Regions from separate parts of the Homo sapiens genome. Here region 2 is linked to region 1. A link is a contact called in ENCODE Hi-C data. All regions are on one chromosome and are shown on one strand. The core of a region is the stretch at or near the end of the contact, and the rest is flanking DNA. Distances in the headings are between cores, read along the strand shown. Region 1 holds the start of RBM15 (RNA binding motif protein 15). Region 2 holds the start of CAPZA1 (capping actin protein of muscle Z-line subunit alpha 1).

Evidence for each region. A loop is a pair of places that touch in the nucleus more often than their neighbours do. Pooled maps may share reads with other maps.
Region 2: a loop to region 1 is called in a map of naive thymus-derived CD4-positive, alpha-beta T cell, with 23 times the contacts of the local background. The contact joins the promoter of CAPZA1 here to the promoter of RBM15 in region 1. A Hi-C loop is called at or near these places in 2 of 168 maps with a recorded cell type or tissue (both naive thymus-derived CD4-positive, alpha-beta T cell), 5 of 37 single-sample maps with no recorded cell type and 12 of 50 pooled maps.

Annotation. Positions count from the first base shown.
Region 1 is chr1:110,336,170-110,342,356 of GRCh38, forward strand. RBM15 (RNA binding motif protein 15) reads left to right here and starts at 3,208. Exons shown (of 3, transcript NM_022768.5): 1 at 3,208-6,099. The coding sequence starts at 3,237. LOC124904276 reads left to right here. Exons shown (of 1, transcript XM_047437983.1): 1 at 1-2,834. The coding sequence starts at 2,266. The coding sequence ends at 2,772. RBM15-AS1 (RBM15 antisense RNA 1) reads right to left here and starts at 3,002. Exons shown (of 4, transcript NR_036595.1): 1 at 2,828-3,002. RefSeq lists enhancers at 1,887-2,076, 3,217-3,516, 3,547-3,666, 3,637-4,375, 3,747-4,196 and 2 more and a silencer at 2,177-2,446.
Region 2 is chr1:112,618,020-112,624,097 of GRCh38, forward strand. CAPZA1 (capping actin protein of muscle Z-line subunit alpha 1) reads left to right here and starts at 1,813. Exons shown (of 10, transcript NM_006135.3): 1 at 1,813-1,864. The coding sequence starts at 1,826. It overlaps ST7L (suppression of tumorigenicity 7 like), which reads right to left and starts at 1,122. Exons shown (of 15, transcript NM_017744.5): 1 at 890-1,122. The coding sequence starts at 1,094. RefSeq lists enhancers at 1,086-1,185, 1,294-2,493, 1,646-2,095.

The DNA of each region.
Region 1 (6,187 bases), core at 1,958-4,457:
AAGAACACAAAGGATTTTCAGGTAGTATCTGCTGGAAGCCAGGGGAGGGGGTAATTTTGGGGGCAATAACACAAAGGAAATGAAAACAATCACTTATTTTAACTACAGCATGGATCCAACTTATTCATTTGTTGTGGAAACACACACACACACACACACACATACACATCACAGGCAATATTTTGGCTGTTACTCTTAATGGAATCTAGGCCTTTTCCATCTAACCATAAAACTTACTAGCACTCTTGGCTCCAGGCAGATTTCCAGTCCCCCTAGGCAAGCCTTTGTACTATAGCCAGCTGCAGGCAGTAGCTTCCATCAAGCTCCCTGGTATTTGAAGTGGCAAGCCACTAAACTTGGCATGCCTCTGGTGCATGTTCACACAGACTGGGTGTCTGTTTATCTCCCTGAATTATTTCTCTCAAATCTTGTGCTCCCTCAACCCCTATCTTGAAGTTTGGAAAACTACTGATTTGGTCATTATCTTTTTCTTTGATCAGTGAGTCACCTTAGCAGGTCTATTTAGGTTAAAAAGTCACTCTGGTGCCTGGTTTATTATCTCGATTGGTTATTACATTGAGTAATCAGATAATGGCTTAACTTCAATTTCCATTTGTGGTCTATTAATATAACCTTGAAACAGATTTAAACCCAGCTATAACTTTTTATTTCATGCTTTTACAAATAATGTGTTCATGTGTTTTTTATCCTCCAGCATCCAGATTTTTATCTTTAAATACCATCTCCCACTAAAAGGAACCAGAGCTCTCTGGAGAAATGGCTGATTCCACAACTGGGGCAGGAAATGTATCAGGTAAGTCTGGAAGAAAATAATGGAGAAAAGAAGAGTGGGAAGAGTGATGCAGATGAAACAAGATTGACATGATTTGATAATTGCTGAAATAGGGTGTTGGGTACACATGGGAGTTCTTTAAAGTATTCTTTTATATATTTTAAACTTTTTCCATAAAAATAGTTTAAGGAAAGTTAAAAATGTTATTTTTTAAACTGAAGGAGTAATAGCGCCCTTTGTAGAAACAAAAGATTTCTACAAAGAAAAGTAAAGTCTCCCTCCTACTCCAGACCCTCGCACACCTCTTCAGGGCAATCCTAGTAACAATTTCCCGTGTATTTGTCAAGAAAGTTTCCATGAAAATATATTTTTTAAATGTACATACTCATAAATACAAACATTTTTAAAACCACAAATGGTAGCGTATTATACACATTATTTTATGCCTTATGAAGTTTTATTTCCCATTTTAATACAATGAAGATGTCTACACATTACAATATTGTGGATTTTTATGCTTTACAATTGAGCTTCTTCCTTCGAGTTTCTTTGATCTAATCAAGAGATAGAAGGCCTCCAGCTTCACATTCCTCACGATTATTTACAAAAAGAAGGATGGCTCAGCCAAGGCTAAATTTAGGTTACAGTCCCTAATCTTAACACAGTTTTTAAGTTTAGGTTTCAGCTTTTGGGATATTATTGTTACCTTGAAAAATGTCACGTTTAAAAACACCTCACACCCTCTACTATAGATTGGATCTTGGGAAATAGGGTTGAGGACCGGATCAATACAAGAATCCTCATAACCTCCGCCCCGGCGCGAACCTGGGAGGGCTGCAGACAGTCTAAAGGCTGTGGTGACCTCAGCGCTGCGTCCCTCCAGCAACCGGCGAGTGCTGGGGCACAGGCCATACCCCCCTAAGCTCGGCATCGCCTGCACCTCTCACAGGTGCTCTGTCCGCCACAGTAACGCACTATGGAAAGGAAAGTTGTACGGCGAACGACTGAAGGAGCCAAACGAGGTGGATCTGGAGCGGCCGCAAGGTGCCTGTGCTGCTGGCTTTTAACACACAATAAGAGTGCCAAGGGATACAAGAAGCCACAGGGGGAAAAACAAGTGACATATCTGCATGGAGCCTAAATTTCGCTTGGTGATTTTCAGGGTAGAAGCATTACATATTAAAAACACTGCTATTTTAGGGGAATACAGAATTTAAAAATCCACACAGATTCGCAACATAAAACATGCCGCCCAAAGACACGTCCGCGGTGTCCCGACAGTTCCGGCTCCGCCCGCGGGCCACGAGGCGGGGAGCGACGGTCACTCCCCTCGGTTACCCGGAGTACTTGGGCGGGAACGGGTAGCTCGCGGGAGAGACGGGCTCCTGGGCGAGGGCTGCGTCTTAGTCGCCCTGCTTCTTAGCTCTCGAGGTCCCGCGTGTTACGTGTTAGCACCGCCCGGGGGCGTCAGCATGACCCGAGGCTGCAGGAACCGTGAACTCTCTGCCCCGCGGGCCCAGGTGACCGCGGGCGGCGCTCTCCCGCGCGCGGGGGGCGGGGCTCCCCCCGGCTGTTCACTCAGCTACCACAGCGACGTAAAATGGTGTCCGCTAGGCGTCCCAGGACGGCTTCCTGAGGGACTGGAGGGCCCCGACAGCCGGAAAGCCTGCCCCGCCCCTTGGCCGGCACAGGTACGACGGCGGGGAGCTCAGAAGTTTCGAACTCCAAGGGCCGAAGCACAGCCAAACACCCCACGGAACTTAACAAATGTTTGTGGGGAGAACGCCGAAAACGCGGGGAGGCGGGGCTGGCGCACAGTCACCCTCTCGCGACATCTAAGTGACGTCGCACAGCAAGCACGTGTTCTAGTCTTTCACCTTCAGTCAGCCTCCTCCGTTATACAGGCCTACCCCTTTAAGCGAGTGATGGACAGTTATTTCAGCCTATCAACTTCCTTGCCGACATCCAATCAGATTTAAACTTCTTTTAGCCGCCGGAGGAGTTGGAAAAAGGGGGTCGAAAGAGGGAGCTTACCGTCTCTCGCGATATCGCTGTGAGCCTGCCTCTCTGGAAAAAACGCCGAAACTGATGGCCCGACCTCCCAAATAGTGGTTTAAAGGACGGGTTTATAAGCCAATGAAAGGGATAAGGAGGTGGGTTGCTGCTGTCACTGAGCAAGAAGTACCGTTACAGGGCAGACTTTTTGTCCAATCAACACCTCAACACTTTGGGTCACGTGACCGCAGAGTGCGAGGGGCGGAGCTACAGTCTGGCGCGAGGAACCGTTAAGATAGACAACAAATGTAACCAATGAGGTACTCCGACTAGGGGGTTGGGAACCCAATAACAGTGGTTGGGCGGGCGCCTTCCTGGAGCGCGGGGAGATGTAAAGATAGACAAATAATTTTCCCAATGAGACTGTAGAAGAGAGAGCAATTGGCCAATGAGGACTGCGGGGCGGGACCCTGTGCCGCGGCGGAGTCCAAGATGGCGGCGTGCGGTTCCGCTGTGTGAAACGAGCGCGGGGCGGCGGGTTACTCAGCTCCGCGGAGACGACCTCCGACGACCCGCAACAATGAAGGGAAAAGAGCGCTCGCCAGTGAAGGCCAAACGCTCCCGTGGTGGTGAGGACTCGACTTCCCGCGGTGAGCGGAGCAAGAAGTTAGGGGGCTCTGGTGGCAGCAATGGGAGCAGCAGCGGAAAGACCGATAGCGGCGGTGGGTCGCGGCGGAGTCTCCACCTGGACAAGTCCAGCAGTCGAGGTGGCAGCCGCGAGTATGATACCGGTGGGGGCAGCTCCAGTAGCCGCTTGCATAGTTATAGCTCCCCGAGCACCAAAAATTCTTCGGGCGGGGGCGAATCGCGCAGCAGCTCCCGGGGTGGAGGCGGGGAGTCACGTTCCTCTGGGGCCGCCTCCTCAGCTCCCGGCGGCGGGGACGGCGCGGAATACAAGACTCTGAAGATAAGCGAGTTGGGGTCCCAGCTTAGTGACGAAGCGGTGGAGGACGGCCTGTTTCATGAGTTCAAACGCTTCGGTGATGTAAGTGTGAAAATCAGTCATCTGTCGGGTTCTGGCAGCGGGGATGAGCGGGTAGCCTTTGTGAACTTCCGGCGGCCAGAGGACGCGCGGGCGGCCAAGCATGCCAGAGGCCGCCTGGTGCTCTATGACCGGCCTCTGAAGATAGAAGCTGTGTATGTGAGCCGGCGCCGCAGCCGCTCCCCTTTAGACAAAGATACTTATCCTCCATCAGCCAGTGTGGTCGGGGCCTCTGTAGGTGGTCACCGGCACCCCCCTGGAGGTGGTGGAGGCCAGAGATCACTTTCCCCTGGTGGCGCTGCTTTGGGATACAGAGACTACCGGCTGCAGCAGTTGGCTCTTGGCCGCCTGCCCCCTCCACCTCCGCCACCATTGCCTCGAGACCTGGAGAGAGAAAGAGACTACCCGTTCTATGAGAGAGTGCGCCCTGCATACAGTCTTGAGCCAAGGGTGGGAGCTGGAGCAGGTGCTGCTCCTTTCAGAGAAGTGGATGAGATTTCACCCGAGGATGATCAGCGAGCTAACCGGACGCTCTTCTTGGGCAACCTAGACATCACTGTAACGGAGAGTGATTTAAGAAGGGCGTTTGATCGCTTTGGAGTCATCACAGAAGTAGATATCAAGAGGCCTTCTCGCGGCCAGACTAGTACTTACGGCTTTCTCAAATTTGAGAACTTAGATATGTCTCACCGGGCCAAATTAGCAATGTCTGGCAAAATTATAATTCGGAATCCTATCAAAATTGGTTATGGTAAAGCTACACCCACCACCCGCCTCTGGGTGGGAGGCCTGGGACCTTGGGTTCCTCTTGCTGCCCTGGCACGAGAATTTGATCGATTTGGCACCATACGCACCATAGACTACCGAAAAGGTGATAGTTGGGCATATATCCAGTATGAAAGCCTGGATGCAGCGCATGCTGCCTGGACCCATATGCGGGGCTTCCCACTTGGTGGCCCAGATCGACGCCTTAGAGTAGACTTTGCCGACACCGAACATCGTTACCAGCAGCAGTATCTGCAGCCTCTGCCCTTGACTCATTATGAGCTGGTGACAGATGCTTTTGGACATCGGGCACCAGACCCTTTGAGGGGTGCTCGGGATAGGACACCACCCTTACTATACAGAGATCGTGATAGGGACCTTTATCCTGACTCTGATTGGGTGCCACCCCCACCCCCAGTCCGAGAACGCAGCACTCGGACTGCAGCTACTTCTGTGCCTGCTTACGAGCCACTGGATAGCCTAGATCGCAGGCGGGATGGTTGGTCCTTGGACCGGGACAGAGGTGATCGAGATCTGCCCAGCAGCAGAGACCAGCCTAGGAAGCGAAGGCTGCCTGAGGAGAGTGGAGGACGTCATCTGGATAGGTCTCCTGAGAGTGACCGCCCACGAAAACGTCACTGCGCTCCTTCTCCTGACCGCAGTCCAGAATTGAGCAGTAGCCGGGATCGTTACAACAGCGACAATGATCGATCTTCCCGTCTTCTCTTGGAAAGGCCCTCTCCAATCAGAGACAGACGAGGTAGTTTGGAGAAGAGCCAGGGTGACAAGCGAGACCGTAAAAACTCTGCATCAGCTGAACGAGATAGGAAGCACCGGACAACTGCTCCCACTGAGGGAAAAAGCCCTCTGAAAAAAGAAGACCGCTCTGATGGGAGTGCACCTAGCACCAGCACTGCTTCCTCCAAGCTGAAGTCCCCGTCCCAGAAACAGGATGGGGGGACAGCCCCTGTGGCATCAGCCTCTCCCAAACTCTGTTTGGCCTGGCAGGGCATGCTTCTACTGAAGAACAGCAACTTTCCTTCCAACATGCATCTGTTGCAGGGTGACCTCCAAGTGGCTAGTAGTCTTCTTGTGGAGGGTTCAACTGGAGGCAAAGTGGCCCAGCTCAAGATCACTCAGCGTCTCCGTTTGGACCAGCCCAAGTTGGATGAAGTAACTCGACGCATCAAAGTAGCAGGGCCCAATGGTTATGCCATTCTTTTGGCTGTGCCTGGAAGTTCTGACAGCCGGTCCTCCTCTTCCTCAGCTGCATCAGACACTGCCACTTCTACTCAGAGGCCACTTAGGAACCTTGTGTCCTATTTAAAGCAAAAGCAGGCAGCCGGGGTGATCAGCCTCCCTGTGGGGGGCAACAAAGACAAGGAAAACACCGGGGTCCTTCATGCCTTCCCACCTTGTGAGTTCTCCCAGCAGTTCCTGGATTCCCCTGCCAAGGCACTGGCCAAATCTGAAGAAGATTACCTGGTCATGATCATTGTCCGTGGTGCGTCCTAAAGTCCATGTGTAACTTGTATTTACTACTTTGACATGGTTCCTGTTTTGTGATGTGTAATGGGATACAGCATCAGATG
Region 2 (6,078 bases), core at 563-3,062, 2.3 Mb after region 1:
ATCTCTGAACAGGAAAGGGGACATTTGCTGCCTTTTGCTTCAGAAAAATCAACCACCATACTGAATCATGTAATGGAAATACTTATATCTTGTTCTGAGGTTGCTGCTCAGATCTTGAGTGAAATATAATCACATGGTAAGGGGACCTGGGCCCTAAACACTTCATCCTGTCTACAGCTAAAGAATAGTACAGTATATGAGAATCCATCAGGATCATCACTTCTTACATGTGTTCGTATTGTCAGCACAGAATACGTAGCAAGTGTTCTACAGACGTCGAAAGAACTAGCAAACCCACTGTTGTTTGTGGCGCTCTCACTTCCTGTACTATTTTATTACTCAAGATAAGCCTAAAAGAACAGACAAAACTATCACGAAAACGATTTCTTAACAGAACTATTTTAAAACAAGAGAATCCTCAATTAAAATCATGCCATTTTCTTTCTCTGAAATCTTTAAATTACAGATGTGCTCATCTTTGTTGCCTGGATATGAGTTCTTTCAGCTGGGCAGCGGGAGACTCAAAGTAGTGACTTTTAAGGGATCCTACCAGAGGTGGGGGAGCCAATATAAATTACGTATCCTAATCTGAGACACTCTTCTGTCCTAATACCTGAAGCTTATAGCTTGTCAGGTGGCTTTTCCATGGAAAAACGAGGACATAAGAGAGAGGGCGGACCTTAAGAGTTCTACGGAGGAGCCGGTAACGGCAGCAGGCTTGTCAATCAACTGCAAGGTTGCAGCCCAAAAGAAAAAGAACTCACTTGATCGCTCATCATCGACTCCTCAGAGGCCCTCTAGGACTACCGAGAATCTCTTGCCCTTTGGCTCTTGCCCCCGACATCTCTCCTGGCCCCCCGCCCTGCCCCAGGAGGTCTGGTCCTCTCACCCGCTGCCAAATTCTCACACAGCCTCAAAGGGATCCTCAGGGCGTAAAGCAGCCCCAGCCCCGCCACGAACCACAACGAGGCCCCAGTCCCCGCCAGCCCGGCCCGCAGTCGCTCCCTCCAGCCTAGCGTCGGGTTTAGGCCAGGGACAGATGCAGGAGACGCTCCAACAGCTGCGGCTTCACCCACGCCGCCACGGTCCGCCATCTTGCCGCTATCGCAGGCGCCAGGAGCTGGGAGGGGAGAAGGACAGGAAACCGGGAGTCGGGAATCCTGGGATAGTGGCGGACCTGAAGTTGGCCTCTGTGAAGGCTGAGTCCTGGGGAACCGGGACCGAGAAGATTTCGAAGGTGGAGGAGCGTGTCTCAAGATTGGGGCTACCTGTTCTTTCGTGGGGCAGGGAAGGGGCGGACAGCAGCGCCTATTCTGGAGGAACTGGACTGAGATGTGACCCCGAAGTGTTACCGCTTCCAAACGAAATGAGGGTCACCTTTCACACCGCCCCCCCCCCGGGGTTGGAAAAGCCACCGATCGTTCCAGCTGCCGAGCAGCTCTTAAAGCTTTGGATTCGGCTGTCGTGGAGATAACGGGCACCAGAAAAACTTGTAGGAGTAGCAACAGCTATTTGGTCGGATGGAGGCCAGAAGCCAAGAATAATCGAAACACGCTGCCAGCGCCCATTAGATGGATGGGAAATGAGTGTAACTCATTGGGAAAGATATTAGACTTCAAATCACCTAAGGCAAACCCTACTTCCTGGGGCGCGGGCGCGGGCGCTGGCGTTAGGAGACGTCACTCCCGCGCATAACTGACATGGGGCCCTCTTGGTCGGCGTTTCCGGGCGGGTCCTTCCGACGGCCGCCGCGGTGATTCCATCACTCGGCTTTCTTCCCGGCCTGCCTCGCGCCCGTAGCCGGGCTGGGCCAGAACAGCCCAAGATGGCCGACTTCGATGATCGTGTGTCGGATGAGGAGAAGGTAAGGGGTCCGCCTCTCTCTCTTACCTCCTCCCCCGACAGGGAACTGGGGCCCGGCCCGGCTGCGTTGGGAGCCTAGCAGTGTCCCCAGGAAAAAGAAGCTTCTTGGTCCATGCTGACATACGCTCTCCGCAGTCGGGACGCTTCCCTCTTAGGGGGCTTTCCTCTGCCTCACGGTGGCCCCAGTTCCTCGTTCCTCGACTCTCCTTTTCTCTCAGGCCTGAGGCACAGCCCAGGGGCCTCCCTGCAAGGGAACAGACGTTTCCTTTATTGGATCGTGACTGTGGACTTTTTTCTGTAATTTTGCGAGAGGGTGGTGGTTATGTTGCGACATATCAAAAAGCAGTTATTTTACCGCCTTTAGCAGTTGGGGCTCACCCCATCCCCCCATTTGTAGATATAATTGGGGTTAGTTTAGGGCGAGTCACTTCCTGGTCAGGATGGCCTCTTAACTTCCCTTTTGCTCCTCCTTCCTCAGGAAGTGATTTTGCTGTCACGACTCTTCGACAAGGAGAGGTCCCAAATGTTGTCCATCTCCCTACACATGCACTACTTTTCTCCTGTACTGTCGCCTGTCTGATTCGCTATAATAAATCTGTGAGCCTCAGGGCATTTGCTTCAGAATTTGAACACCAGTCTTTCCCTATAGACACATCCCTTTTAACGATAATTTTTGAAAATTTTGTTTCTTGTTAACAAATCTAGAATAGCTGATGGATTTTCTTAACCTCCAGAAAGGTTTTCTGTAACACATAATAAACCTTATGTTAACACGTTCAAGACTGAACAAAGCATCCTGCCTTCTTTGATGCTCCACTGTGGAGTCTTTGATCAGTTGAATTTGTCAGTGTGCATTTTGTATGCTCATTTCTTGAAAAGGGTCTTAAATACAAGAGCACATTCTAAGGTGGAATAACTTTTCTTCTGACAGTTGCACAGTTTCATAACAGTTTGTCAGGCTTTTCAGTAAGTACATGGTTTTAGGGCACGTAGAACTTAGAATGACCTCACAAGGCAACTTATTGGACAAGAATTATGACATTTGTCTCCCACTGTGGCTATTAGAAAATGTGTCCCCTTGAGTGCTCTGTAAATCTACCTGGGTGTTTTTTTCAATAAGAAGTTGGGATGGGAAGGGGACTGTTATGATCCATAAGTCCTCTGTACGGAATAACTTGATATATGTAGATATGGCATGCCATTTTGAAATGTTTAACAAGCCATTGACAACAGCGTTAGATTTTCTCTTATTTGGAAACTGATCTTCATACATGTTTAAGATTTAGGACAAAAACATTTATGTATAAGCCTATGCTGGAAATCGATCTATAATAAATTGTTCTAAGGCAAATAGTTACTATTCAAATAAAATTAAGCAAAAATCCTGTTACAATACAACTAAACAATTTTTTTTTTTTTTTGAGACGGAGTCTCGCTCGGCTCACTGCAACTTCCGCCTCCCTGGTTCAAATTATTCTCCTGCCTCAGCTTCCCGAGTAGCTGGGATTACAGGCACCCGCCACCAAGTCCAGCTAATTTTTGTATTTCTTGTAGAGAGTGGGTTTCGTCTTGTTGCCCAGGCCGGTCTCAAACTCTTGGGCTCAAACGATCCATCCGTCTTCGCCACTTAAAGTGCTGGGATTACAGGCGTAAGCCACCGCGGCCGGCCAAAATTTCACAAATAATTTAAATAATAAACTTTTAAGTTTATTGTGCCTACCTGATACACATTGACCAGTGTTGTTGGATTTTTGTCTTTGATACCAGGTTAGAATGCCTTTAATTAAACTTGGGAAAATATATATTTTAAAATGCCAATTAAGATGCCTTTAGATACTGGCAGTGTTTTAATTAATAACATTAATGTCTTGGGTTATGGTTTTTTTTTTTTTTTTTTGAGATGGAGTCTCGCTCTGTCACCCGGGGTGGTGTGCAGTGGTGCGATCTCCGCTCGCTGCAACCTCTGCCTCTCTGGTTCAAGCGATTCTCCTGCCTCAGCCTCTCGAGTAGCTAGGATTACAGGCGCCCGCCACCAAGCCTGGCTAATTTTTTGTATTTTTAGTAGAGACGGGGTTTCACTATGTTGGCCAGGCTGGTCTCGAACTCCTGACCTCATGATCTGCCCGCCTTGGCCTCCCAAAGTGCTGGGATTACAGGCGTGAGCCACCGAGCCCAGCCAGTATTGTTTTTTTTAATAGCAGATCTGTGACCAGTTTCCTCTTCTAGCATACTTTTTTTGTTGCCAAGTATATTTTAATATTGTTTTTTATCTTTGTTACATTTTCTAAAGGCAGTGAACCTTTAGAAAATTTGGTGATAATGGACTCTTAGTTTCCTTGTAAATATTTATGTAAAAGCTAGTAATATCATCTATTCTCATAACTGCTGAAGTTTTTTTAATCACTTTATAAAGAGGAAGTTGGGTTTTGTTACCTGAAATGGTCATGATGAGCTGTCTAAATAAAACAGGAAGTTGAAAGTGTAATAACTTTTAGAAATAAATCTTTTAGTTGTAGCTTTGAGTTCACAGTTTCTGAGAATGAACTTGAGCTCTTTAGTTACATGCTTAGCAAGACCAAGATACTATAATTAGGAATCCTGAAATATGAGATGAATTACTTCTTTGGGTTCTTTTCATTGTCTATTTCCTTTATTTCATTCAACATTTGTAAAACATAAAAGCAAAGAGAATTTTGGGGGGCTGGAAAAAAGTGTGACTAGCATATTTTTTCCCTTCAGCCTAACTAGTGGAATATTTGTGTACAATTTCAAAAGTATGGTAATTGAGAAGTCATGCTTTCAGTTTAGACAATGCTTTCAGTAATAAGATAAAGTTTTCAGTATTAAGAAAAACTACATGCTTTCAGTTTAGACAATGGTAGTGGTGTTAAGGCATTTTTGAGAAACAAGTTTATCAAAATTATTTAGTAGAGCAGTAGAAAATGTTGTAAATAGATGAAATATGAGGGCTTTGTTAGAGCACATGAAAAATATTTTATACTTTTTTTTTTTTTTTTTGAAACGAAGTCTTGCACTGTCTCCCAGCGGGCTGGAGTGCAGTGGTACGATCTCGGCTCACTGCAACCTCCACCTCCTGAGTTCAAGTGATTCTCCTGCCTCAGCATCCCAAGTAGCTGGGATTACAGGCACCTGCCACCACACCCGGCTAATTTTTTGTATTTTTAGTAGAGACAGGGTTTCAATATGTTGGTCAGGCTAGTCTCAAACTCCTGACCTCGTGATCCGCCTGCCTTGGCCTCCCAAAGTGCCGAGATTGCAGGCGTGAGTCACTGCACCTGCCAAATATTTATGCTTTTAAACTGGATCCTTGATTATGTATTACCTCCTTAATTTACTAGTTACCATTGTAGGATAAAGCAAGCCCTAAAGATTGTTTGGTGTGGCTGTTTTCTAACAAGTCATCAATTAATATTAAAACTGTCATTCTTCCATCTTCACTTTTCAGTTAGTTTTGCTGAGAGGTATTCATATAATCTGTTAAGACATCCTAGGACAGGCCGGGCCCAGTGGCTCACGCCTGTGACCCCAACACTCTGGGAGGCCGAGGCAGGTGCATCATCTGAGGTCGGGAGTTTGAGACCAGCCTGACCAACATGGAGAAACCCCATCTCTACTAAAAATACAAAAATTAGCTGGGCGCAGTGGCACATGCCTGTAATCCCAGCTACTCAGTAGGCTGAGGCAGGAGAATCGCTGGAACCTGGGAGGCGGAGGTTGCGGTGACCCGAGATCACGCCATTGCACTCCAGCCTGGGCAACAGGAGCGAAACTCCGTCTCAAAAAAAAAAAAAAAGAAAAGAAAGCCCGGGCGCGGTGGTTCATGCCTGTAATCCCAGCACTTTGGGAGGCCGAGGCGGGTGGATCACGAGGTCAGGAGATCGAGACCTGACCTCAGGAGATCGAGATCCTGGCTAACGCAGTGAAACACCGTCTCTACTAAAAATACAAAAAAATTAGCCGGGCGTGGTGGCAGGTGCCTGTAGTCCCAGCTAATCGGGAGGCTGAGGCAGGAGAATGGTGTGAACCCGGGAGGCAGAGTTTGCAGTGAGCCGAGATTGTGCCACTGCACTCCAGCCTGGGTGACAGAGCAAGACTCCATCTCAAAAAAAAAAAAAAAGAAAAAAGAAAAGAAAAAGAAATCCTAGGACAGGAGCATAAAGCCTAATAAGCAGGTGCAAACTCACATGTCCAGTC